4 separate regions of the Homo sapiens genome follow, and regions 1, 2 and 4 are each linked to region 3. A link is a contact called in ENCODE Hi-C or POLR2A ChIA-PET data. All regions are on one chromosome and are shown on one strand. Each heading gives the region's core, a stretch centred on a gene start or an enhancer-like site at or near the end of the contact. The rest is flanking DNA. Distances are from core to core; before and after follow the strand shown.

Region 1 (2,700 bases), core at 75-2,574, 540 kb after region 3:
ACGGCCAACAAACATATGAGAAAAAGCTCGACATCACTGATCATTTTGAAATCCAAATCAAAACCACAATGAGACACCATCTGATTGCAAGTTAGAATGGTGATTTTTAAGAAGTCAGGAAACAATAGATGTTGGCAAGGCTGTGGAGAAATAGGAACACTTTACACTGTTTGTGGGAATGTAAATTAATTCAACCATTGTGGAAGACAGTATGGCGATTTCTCAAGGATCTAGAACCAGAAATACCATTTGACCCAGCAATCCCATTACTGGGTTTATACCCAAAAGAATATAAATCATTCTACTGTAAAGACACATGCACACATATGTTTATTGCAGCACTATTTAAAATAGCAAAGACATGGAACCCACCAAAATGCCCATCAATGACAGACTGGATAAAGAAAATGTGGTTCATGTACACCATGGAATACTATGCAGCCATAAAAAGGAATGAGATCATGTTCTTTGCAGGACATGGATGAAGCTGGAAGCCGTCAACCTCAGCAAACCAACACAGGAACAGAAAACCAAATACTGCATGTTCTCACTCATAAGTGGGAGCTGAATGATGAGAACACATGGACACAGAGAAAGGAACAACACACACCAGGGTCTGTTGAGGGATGAAGGATGAGGGGCGGGAACTTAGAGGACGGGTCAATAGGTGCAGCAAACCACTATGGCACATGTATACCTGTGTAACAAACTTGCAAGTTCTGCACATGTATCCCTTTTTTTTTTAAGAAATAAACAACAACAAAAAAAACTAGTTCAGAAAAAAAAAAGTTCATCCTCTGTCATTATTTCTAAATTGCTCCTGTGAGGATTGGAGTTGACCCTGGAAGGGCAGAGACAGGGAAAGTAGAGGTCATAAGACATAAACAGCTTCACATGTGGCCTGTCCCGGAAGCATCTCTGTGTGTATGTTCCTGGGCTAGATTTTTGCTTGGAGCTTATTTGGCTATTTCGGGGTAAGATGAAATGTTTATTTATTTAATCATTCCTTAAATATCCAAACTTCTTTCCCAATATTAGTATCTTCTAAGAAAGGAGAATATTAAAAATTTTTATACAGATGGATTTATTTTTCTAAGACCTCTCATCAGAATTACTGAGTTAGACTCTCTGGGTCTAGATTTTTTGATGTTTTATTTTGTTTTTGGTCTATCATATTCAAAACTTCCACGAACAGGGTCATTATTCTTTCTTTCAGTTAAGATATTTTCTGTAGAAGGCTTCAGTCTAAATGTAAACATGTTACCTGGAAGTGGTGGCAGAGTGAGTCACCGCCTCTGTCAATATTCTGGTGTAGGCAGGTATCAGATCATGTCTTGTGAGAAAGAAACCCATAATAGGCGTAGAATGATGTAAAGATACGTTTAGGAGAACTCCACCCATTTTACCCTACACTTGGTGAAGAGACAGAATCTAGGTGGGTCCTTCAGTGGGACTTCATTACTTCAGTACTCTGGGTACTGAGAAAATGGGGATTGGATTTTGGAAATAAATAAATACTAAATAAGTTGAGTAGGAGGGGATGCTGATGGTGAATTTCTTTTATTAAAATAGGTTGATGGCAAGGTCATTACAATGTTTTAAAGGGATTTAATACTAAAAATTAAAGTTTTATCTTTAACTTATTAGATGCACTTTTTAAAAGAAATGAAAATCATAGCCTTTAATATGCTTTTGCCACTGAAAGGATAATAGCAAACTTCGCATGCTTTCTCATCAGCTTGATCTTCCTTTTTGCAAATAAGCATATATTCACTGTTGGCTATAACATACTTTTTAGTTAAAACAGTTAATGCTGAGGCTTTTGTTATTTTCTTTCTTGTATTTAGAATCTTTAAACTGACGGTTCTTTCCTTTCTGCTTTATGTTCATATCTCTGTAATAGCACTTACCACATCTTTTTGCAATTTATCTGCTGTGCATTTGCTTCAAAATATGGTGAGGAATTTCTCAGGAACAGAAACTGGGTACCATTTATTTTTGTATACCCACTGAATGGAGTGAAGAAAGCATTCAACAAATGGATCACTTGACCAAATGAATGCATTTATTTTCCAGTATAAGCCACGCCTTGCTTTGATAGGGTCTTGTTGGCCACAAACTTATTAGAAACACAGATCAAAATATTTCCTGTCTGTATATGAAGGTAATGCCATTGATCTGCTGTTAGTATGGAATGACAACACAGAGTGGGGTGACTTACCAGAAACAGTCATGGATTAGTAGAGATTAAGCTACACATCTAATCCAGGTTTCTTATAGTCACATGCATTTCTGACCATATATTTTACTATTTTAGGACTGGATCTTTAATTTTTCATTTCCTTATTTATTTTGAATATAAAGACAAAACACGTTTAATGTAGAAAGATAGAAAATAAAGACATCTATCAGTCAGAGTTCTTTGGCTATAAGTAACAGAAACCAATTAAGAGCTAATTTAGTCAAAAAAGAAAATTCATGTATTTACTTTTTAGATAAATGGTCTTGCTCTGTCACCCAGTGCAGTGGCACAGTCACAGCTCCCTATAACCTTTAACTCCTGGTCACAAGCTATCCTCCCATCTCTGCCTCATGAATAGCTAGGACTGACTACAGGTGTGTACCACCACACCCGGCTAATTTAAAAAAAAAAAATCTTTTTCGTAGAGATGGAGTCTCGCTATGTTGACCAGGCTGTTC
Region 2 (2,700 bases), core at 200-2,699, 520 kb after region 3:
TAATATGCTTTCTGATTTTTGCTTAATTAATAAGACCTTTGGCTTTTGGTTGACTATGTTTAAATATGAGTACACTATAAAAATATTTAATATATCAGAGCCACTATATGTAGCCTGTTTTGTCTATGTCAATAAACTTCTATTATTTTCTCAGATAGTTTGCTTTATAAACATAGGCTGACAGTTGGTACTTTGCTCCTTTTTTTAATATTCAGATGAAGGTACTGAAGCAGAGATTCCAAAGCCTGTTTTCTGATCGCAACAGAATCTAAAGACCTTAGAGGAGGCAAGAGTAACTCATTTGATCAGAGAGGAAGAGGAGAGAGGAGACAGAGAGAGAGAGAGAGAGAGAGAATGAGAGACAGACAGACTGAGTAGAATGAGAATATTAGGTGCCTGACTAGGAAACTGCAGAACAAGGTGATTACTCCTTCATCCTCCCCCTCCCCTCATGGAGTTGCCAAAGAGACTTGAAGTTATATTGTCCTGGTGATGGAACACTGTGGTTATGGTTACTGTGTAACTTTTGAAAATAATTTTTGGAATCATTGGTTTGCCAAGTAAAGTCCATTCATGTGCTATTATGTCATTATACCAGGAGAAGAATGGCATATTAGAAATAAAAACTGGAAAGAAAACTTGAAGTTAATGTCTAGTTTCTGCCCACGTGATGTGACTGGACCTTCTGTATAATGATGGCCATGCTTACAGCAGTCTGAGCAGACCAAGGTCAGAATAGCAACCTGCTCCCTGCTATCACTTCTATTACAGTCACCTCATTTCAGCCCTTGGACACAAAGCAAACTTTATTTGGAATTTTCCTGGCTGGTGAGACATCCACTCAAGGATTTTTTTTAGGTCATCTATTTCTTGTTTCTCCAATATGGATTCAGGAAAAAAATGGATCTAATTATGAACCTTTTGATCAATCAATTAGATGTTTCCTTGGTCTTTGAGCAGAAACTTAACATGGAATTCCTGAAGGTCAAATACATAACTCTGAATAAAATATTGAAGCGGGTTTCAAGTTTCATAACTACTGAATTTTGAGATAAGTGTTTCCATATGTTTCTACTGATGAATCAACCTATAGTCACTTCATAGTTTCACTCAAAAACATTTTTTTCCTTTCCCAGTTTTGTTTTTCTATTACATTTGTGTTTCTCTTCATCCCACATGAAATCTTCTATTCCCAAGAGAGCTCCTGAATGAGAAAGAAGAGAGGACAAAACAATGAAGTGTGAGCACGGAGTCAGTTGGGCAAAGTCCCAAGATATCTTCACAAGAAGGAATAACAAGGGTGGAGTGCACAGTAGGAGCAAAAAGTTGCTGAGTCACATAGAGACTAATGTTCCCACACTAGGATAGGAAGATCTTGGTACACAGACAACAGTTTGTCTGCAAGTCTTTTCCAGGGTTACTGGGCTGCCTAAACCAAACCACCCCTTCAGGCTTACAATAGTATGATGTTCAGCGACTCATCTCTTAAGACTCTTCCTTTTGACTCTTGTCATGCCTTCCCCATAAAGATCATTTCATGAATGGTTTGTCTGTGGTTCAGAGAGAGACATGTAAAAAGCTTAAATAGTATAAGGTAGGGTCTAGGATTAGTGAATTAATTCAACACATATTTATTGAACATATATTATGCATCAGTCATGTTTTTCTCTAGGAATTAGAAATAGAGTTATGGGTCACTGCTCCATTGAGCTTCCGTTCTAGCGATAACTGGGGAGTGGTGAAGAAGTCAGACATTCAGCAGATAAGTCAATGAACAAACATGATTATTTCTGAAGGTAACGTTTACCAAGGAAATAGGCCTGGGGGTTACCACTGAAAGTGATGAAGGGAAGGTGGAAGTGAAGTGTTCCAGGCAGAGGGAGCATCATATGCAAAAATAGCATGTGCAGATGAGAGTGGCTTCCATCCTTTTTTTGTCAGCTTCAAAGGCTTCTAGGAGCCATGGCAGAAGCTGTGATATGCCCAGAGGGCCCTGCAGTCTGTTGATGTTTCAAATCTAGGGAAACACAAGGGCCCTAGGCAGCATAGCCCTGACCTAAGAAAAAGAGGGTGATTAAACACCTCATGTCTTCTTTTGTCATTTTTGCTATTTTACCTCCCCTCTCAGTCTCTACCCACTTCTAGAACAATCTCATCTTTAGGGGTAGCTGCAAACAAGTCCCCATGGAAATGCTGAATAAAAGTATTTGAGGAACTTCTGTAAATAACTTTGAGAAATGATACCATAATTTCACTGGGCTTTGAAAAAAGTGCTACACTGTGGAATAATGAGTTTTATTGTAGTACATTAAGTCACTGATTCTCAACTGGGAGTGATTTTGCTCCTCTGTCTCCTTCCCCCAAGAAGACATTGGTAATGTCTGAAGACACCTATGATTGTCACAACTTGGGATATGAGACATCTAGTGAGTAGAGACCAGAGAGACACCATTAACCATGTGATAGCACACAGAACAGTCTCCCTACAACAAATAATTATCTAGGCCTGCATAAAATGTTGAATCAAAGCTCTTGTAGTTCTTCTTACCAGCATAGATTTAATCTTTCACATCAGTGTCCGGTGTTGTCAGAGTACAGAATGGGTTCCGTTTCTGGAGATTGTTAGTCTTCTGGATCCATTATTGGGGCTCAAATCCTGGCTCCTGACTTATCAGAGGTGTGACTAAATGTCTGTGTGTG
Region 3 (2,700 bases), core at 12-2,511:
TAAATTAAAAAAAAAAGTGGCTGGGCGTGGTGGCTCACGCCTGTAATCCCAGCATTTTGGGAGGCCGAGGCAGGCAGATCACGAGGTCAGGAGATAGAGACCATCCTGGCCAATATGGTGAAACCCTGTCTCTACTAAAAATACAAAAACTTAGCTAGGCATGGTGGTGTCCACCTGTAGTCCCAGCTACTCAGGAGGCTGAGGAGGAGAATTGCTTGAACCCGGGAGGCGGAGGTTGCAGTGAGCCGAGATTGTGCCACTGCACTCCAGCCTGAGCAAAAAGAGTGAAACTCCATCTCAAAAAAACAAAAACAAAACAAAACAGGAACAACAACAAACAAACAAAAAAACAAAAGAAAAAAAAATTATCCACACACGCAAAAAGAGTTTGGGTTCTGGAGCTGGACTACCTGGGTCTCAATCCCTGTCCTGCCTGTTACTGGCTGTGTGGTCCTCATTGAATCAGTTAACCCCACTGTACCTCAGTTTCCTCATCTGTAAAGTAGGTTAGTATGAGTAAACAGCTCAGAGTTTTGTTCTGAAGATTAAATGAATACATTCTAGTGCAGCTGCTAGAATAGACTGGTATACAGTAAGCATTTAATAAATGTTACCTATTATTATCCTTTATAGATTAAAGGCATCCTGTAAACTCTAGTTGAACATCTAACTTCTAATTGCTTAAGTGGATTCCAGCAGCTGTCTTATATGCTCAGGAAGCTTTAAAACATCACAATTCACTGGTAGCCTCTTCTGGGCAGGTATTATTGCTATTGAAGGTCAGAATTAGTGGGAGGTCTATTTTCTGCAACTTTATTCATGCAGCATGCATTCTTGGATGTTACTAACGTGGCACACCCTGGGCCAGGTGAACTAGGGGTTGGGGGAAGAGTAGGGTGAGGATGCAAAGATGAACATGGTATCAGTTCTTCAAGGGCTTGGGGGTGTGAGGTGGAGTAGGGTAGGGATGCAAAGAAGCGTAAAATAGCTTTTGCCTTCAAAGAGTTCACTGTCCTGAGAGAGGGATGATCAGTAAACAAATAGTGACAAAGCAGGGAGACATGTACAAAGTGCTAAGGGAGCACAGAAGAGGAAGTGACTGAGACAGACTGAGGAGACCAAGAAAGGCTTCGCACAGGAAATGACATATAAACTGGGTCACACAGGATGAGTAACTGTCTGGTAGAAGAGAGGGGGTGAGTTTCTAGGCAGGGGCACTACATGCGCAAAGGCACAGAGGCATGACACATGAAAGCCACAATATTTGGCAGGGTGAGCAGTTCAGAAGGATGTTTACAAAATGCCCTGGTTCAAGGACGTGTCATTGCCCAAGCTCCTTACTGTAGCTGGTGGAGCCTGGCAGGGGGCGGTCCCTGCCCACCGTCCCGAGCCCATCTCTTACTTCCCAACCCTGGCCACACTTGTTCCTTTTTGTGCCTGGATCACCACAGCAGAGTTCTACTTCAGGGCTGCTGCACATTCTGCTTCTTATTTGTAGAATATTCTTCCCAACCTATTTTCATGGCCAATCCCTTCTCTATCCTCAGGTCTTACCTCCTCAGGAAGATCATCCATGGCCACTTTCCCTGATGCAAGTCCCCTGTTATTCCCCATCACAGCATCTATCACTAGGAATGTATTGTGACCTGTAATTATTTTACCTCTCACCATGTTTTTTACCTGCTTCTCTGGAAGGTAGCATGAGACATCAGGGTCAGGACACCAACTGTCTTGTTCCTGGTGTATCTCTAGTATCCTAGTCAGTTCCTGACACAGCACTCAATCGAAGTTGTTGAATGAAGAAATAAAAGTATCAGTGAATGAATGAATGAATGAGAAATTTGGAAAGAGATTGGTTTGAATATCTTCCGTTGGTTTCTCCAGGTCCACTACCCTTCTCTATTCAATTCTGTGTCATGGAAAGCTGCTTGTGTGGGCCACCTCAATATCTTCCCTCTGTGTTGGATTCAGTAAATAGGGCGCAGGTAAGGGTGAGAGGAGAGGGGTCAGGGTGGCCTTGAGCTGGCTGCATTCCTTCCCTGAAGGTCTCAGCAAGGGCCCTCTCCACACAGCCTCTCTCTTTCCTCCTTTCCACCACTTTAGGCCTGCGGTCGGGGGGCAGGCACCTCCTCCCATCTTTCCACATTACTATCCCTCGTAGTTTCTCTAGAGTCCACCTACATCTTTGTAGTCCTTCTATTAATCTCTCTTCAAACTACCTATGCCAGTCTGTTTCTTACCAGGGCTGGGGCCAGGTTAGAAAGTACCTTATGTGCCTGTAAGTAGCTCACACCATATTCATTTGACAACAGAGAACTGTTAAAGGTAGATCCTTCTGCAGGTGCTATGGACTGAATATTCACATGTTGAAATCCTAACCCCCAATGTGATGATATTGGGAGGTAGGGCCTCTGAGAGGTATTTAGGTCATAAGAGTGGAGCCCCTATGAATGGAATTGGTGTTCTTATAAAAGGGACCCCAGAAAGCTAGCTAGCTCTTTTTCCACCTGCTGAGGACACAGCAAGAAGACAGCCATCTACGGACCAGGAAACAGGCCCTCGCAAGACACCAAATGTACTGGTATCTTGATCTTGACCTTTCCAGTCTCTGGAACTCTGAGAATTAGGTGTTTGTTGTTTAAGCTGCCCAGCCGCTGGTACTCTGTGATAGTGGTGTAAGCTGACCAAGACAGCAGAGGT
Region 4 (2,829 bases), core at 199-2,698, 560 kb after region 3:
TTTTTCTAACAGAACCTTGTCCTTATAGGTCAGGCAGGGTGACCATCATCTGCAAGCACTTTGTCCTCTCTGACTTCAAAACAACCAATTTATGATGACACGGACAAGTCAGGAGACTCAGAGCTAAAACGAACAGGATTTTGTAGATCTAATGAAGACTCTGTCAGGCCTCATTTTGATCTGGTTAATGAGGATCTGATTGAATTTGCCATCGTGAGGTCTTCTGGGCCAGTAAACGATTTCCCTTATTTTTCTGCACAGAAACAAGGATGAGGGCGAGTTGTCAGTGTAAGCATTTGTATGTCATAAGTTGTCAGACATCATGCATTTGGTGGATGATTTGCTAGGTCATCTCAGAGAGATCATTTAATCTTCTTGTGTTTTAGTTGTTTACATCTGTGAAAGCATAATTACACATATGGGGCTTCCAAGGAAAGTTTTATTAGTGAAAATATGTAAGGTGTATTAATTTGAGGGGCTTTTGCAAAAGAGCTTTGCATCACTTTTTGCTAGACAAAGTGTCATCTTGAGGCGGTATAGAAATTCGATGGCAAGATAGTCTGAGAAAAAGTGCTTGCCAAGGAAATATCAGATCTGAAGGAAGGGAGGGGTCATTCCTGGTATTCCATGCATTTGGAGGTGACTTCTGACAGGGCTTGTTGGTACAGTATTTTCTCTGAGAGAAAAACTGAAATCATAAGAACACCATTTGGGAGCCCAAATTCAATGTATCCACAATTAAAAAAGACAAATTCTTATATGCTCAGCTTCAGATTATGAATTACCAATAACATCTTGATGGTTTTGTTCTTTTGCTTTGAGGGGACTTTGGTGCTGAAAACACTCAAAACTCTGCTTTTCACAGGCAGCACGTAAACAACAGCAAACCTGGAAGATGTTAGTCCTTCAAGATGTGCAGGTTAGCACACTCTGGTTTCATTGTACTCTCTTATGATCCAGTAGCCTCAGATCCCCCAGACCAGGTATACTTTTATAAATACATACAGAACCAATCAATATTTATTTTTGGGTCACTAAAACTATTCTAGCAAATTCCTTAATAAGGTCTCTAGATGAAAATACATCTGAAACCAAAGAATAGTTTTGCTTTCACAACTTCCAGTTCCGATATTTTAAAACACTGATTTAAACCTTTTCATATGTAACAAGTGAGACTCGGGGGGGAACCCTGTATTTCACCTTGCTGCTTACCCACTCTCTTTCTCCTCCTTCCTCCACCCCCTTGAAACTGCAAGCATGAATTCTGTTGCTTTCATCTGTGTGAATTTCCCGTTGGCAGTGCCCCAACTCTCGGAATCATTCTGTTTCCCCCAAGGGAATCAGCAGATGTTCCTTGTGTGATTGATGTACCGTGTGCTGTTCGGCTTTGCCTGGGCTTGTCCACGTGTCCTCCAAAAATGTAAACAGAGGCGCTGCAACTGTGCCTCAAAGTGGCAGGCAGGGCGGCAAGTCGGTAACAAAACCAAACAAATGCAGGAAATGTTGCTCCTTCCTGCAGTATGTGCAGGAGGGTGGCTCTCTCATGATACAGTTCTAGCTGTAGTATCTGAACAAGGTGGGTTCTATGGTGTAAAAAGTCACTTGTTAAGTGCTGTGACAATTTGTCAATCTGTGTTACTTCACACTGAAAAAATTCCCAGCAATGTCATTTCTGCCAGTATCACGGGAAATAGTTATGTAGTTAAAGTTTTAAAAGCTAAGTTCACTGCATATTGTTTATAATAGTTCAAAAGTGGGATGGAATTAAATGTGTAACAAGAATTTGGTTAAAAAAATCATGATATGTGTCTGTTTATATCTCTTCCAGATATATCTATTTTTACCATTTAAAATGAGGGTGTAAAACAGTGGCCTTAAAAATTTTTGATTGTGGGCACCCTTGGGGAGCTCAATAAAAGCTGTGAACCATCTCCCTAGAAAAATCTCCATATGCTCAACATTTTCATGTAATATAAAGAGATTTAAACAGGAACCTGTCTATCACTCAAAGGTTAAGAACTCCTAGTATTAAGAATTTAGTAGAAATAATATTTAATAATTTAGATATATGGAGTAGTGGAACAAGCAAGTTATAAAAGTATGATTCAGCCAGGTGCAATGGTTCATACCTGTAATCCCAGCACTTTGGTTGGCCAAGGCGAGAGGATCACTTGAGCCCAGGAGTTTGATAACAGCCTGGGCAGACTCTGTCTCTACTAAAAAAAAAGAACTAGGTGTGGTGGCAGCATGCACCTGTAGTCCCACATACTCTGGAGGCTGAAGTGGGAGGATTGCTTGAGCCCAGAAGTTCAAGGCTGCAGGAAGCCACTGCACTCCAGTCTGAGAAACAGAGCCAGCCCCGTGCCTCAAAAAAAATAAATAAATAAAAATAAAAAAAAGACTATGATCACATTTTTGTAAAAATAACCCCACCATATATAGTTAAAAAAAAGGGGTGGGGGCTTTGAAAAGCTGAACATTTAGATGCTAATGATGGCTTCTCTGGGGATGATAAGTTTTCTCTGCAAGTCTTCTTTTCTCTTTCCCTTCCTCCCTCCCTCCTTTCTTCTTCTCTTTCTTCATTCATGTCTCCCTCTCTCCCTTCTTCTCCTTGTTTTCCCTTATTTGTATCTTCTAACTTTTCTACAATTAAACAAAAACTACCTTTATGAAAAGAAATATGTCATGTAAGTTTGTTTTAATTAAACAAAAATGCTGTAATCAGCTTTGGCAAGTATGTTAGAACATCTGGGGACATTTCCAGCACCCCTCTTCATTCACCGCATGGTGAAACACTAGGAAGAAGTCACATTAGAATGAAGGGACACT

What was found. Hi-C counts contacts between places; a loop is a spot of excess contacts on that map. ChIA-PET counts read pairs that join two places held with the same protein, here RNA polymerase II (POLR2A). Pooled maps may share reads with other maps.
Region 1: a map of vagina shows a loop between it and region 3 (6-fold over the local background). The contact joins two enhancer-like sites. A Hi-C loop is called at or near these places in 1 of 168 maps with a recorded cell type or tissue (vagina) and 6 of 50 pooled maps. POLR2A ChIA-PET finds 5 or more read pairs at or near these places in 2 of 52 experiments (activated CD8-positive, alpha-beta memory T cell and activated T-cell).
Region 2: a loop to region 3 is called in a pooled map, with 3 times the contacts of the local background. The contact joins two enhancer-like sites. A Hi-C loop is called at or near these places in 6 of 50 pooled maps. POLR2A ChIA-PET finds 5 or more read pairs at or near these places in 2 of 52 experiments (BJ and GM10248).
Region 4: a map of CD8-positive, alpha-beta T cell shows a loop between it and region 3 (1.8-fold over the local background). The contact joins two enhancer-like sites. A Hi-C loop is called at or near these places in 1 of 168 maps with a recorded cell type or tissue (CD8-positive, alpha-beta T cell), 3 of 37 single-sample maps with no recorded cell type and 8 of 50 pooled maps. POLR2A ChIA-PET finds 5 or more read pairs at or near these places in 2 of 52 experiments (activated CD8-positive, alpha-beta memory T cell and activated T-cell).

The regions. Positions count from the first base shown.
Region 1 is chr12:92,054,680-92,057,379 of GRCh38, reverse strand. All of the region lies in intron 1 of LINC01619 (long intergenic non-protein coding RNA 1619), which reads left to right. Among named protein-coding and RNA genes, the nearest start is that of LINC01619, 87 kb to the left of the region's middle. Within about 2 kb of position 1,324, at least 3 of the 41 ENCODE cell types and tissues checked have a DNase peak (open chromatin) inside an H3K27ac peak, as active enhancers do.
Region 2 is chr12:92,077,005-92,079,704 of GRCh38, reverse strand. The region is part of intron 1 of LINC01619 (long intergenic non-protein coding RNA 1619); the gene reads left to right. Among named protein-coding and RNA genes, the nearest start is that of LINC01619, 64 kb to the left of the region's middle. RefSeq lists enhancers at 1,178-1,472, 821-2,020. Within about 2 kb of position 1,449, at least 9 of the 41 ENCODE cell types and tissues checked have a DNase peak (open chromatin) inside an H3K27ac peak, as active enhancers do.
Region 3 is chr12:92,592,517-92,595,216 of GRCh38, reverse strand. All of the region lies in intron 1 of LOC105369905 (a long non-coding RNA gene), which reads right to left. Among named protein-coding and RNA genes, the nearest start is that of PLEKHG7, 110 kb to the left of the region's middle. RefSeq lists enhancers at 1,419-1,518, 758-1,957. Within about 2 kb of position 1,261, at least 14 of the 41 ENCODE cell types and tissues checked have a DNase peak (open chromatin) inside an H3K27ac peak, as active enhancers do; they include CD8-positive, alpha-beta T cell, where a contact is called at or near this core.
Region 4 is chr12:92,033,635-92,036,463 of GRCh38, reverse strand. All of the region lies in intron 1 of LINC01619 (long intergenic non-protein coding RNA 1619), which reads left to right. Among named protein-coding and RNA genes, the nearest start is that of LINC01619, 110 kb to the left of the region's middle. RefSeq lists enhancers at 1,164-1,473, 1,197-1,491. Within about 2 kb of position 1,448, at least 27 of the 41 ENCODE cell types and tissues checked have a DNase peak (open chromatin) inside an H3K27ac peak, as active enhancers do; they include CD8-positive, alpha-beta T cell, where a contact is called at or near this core.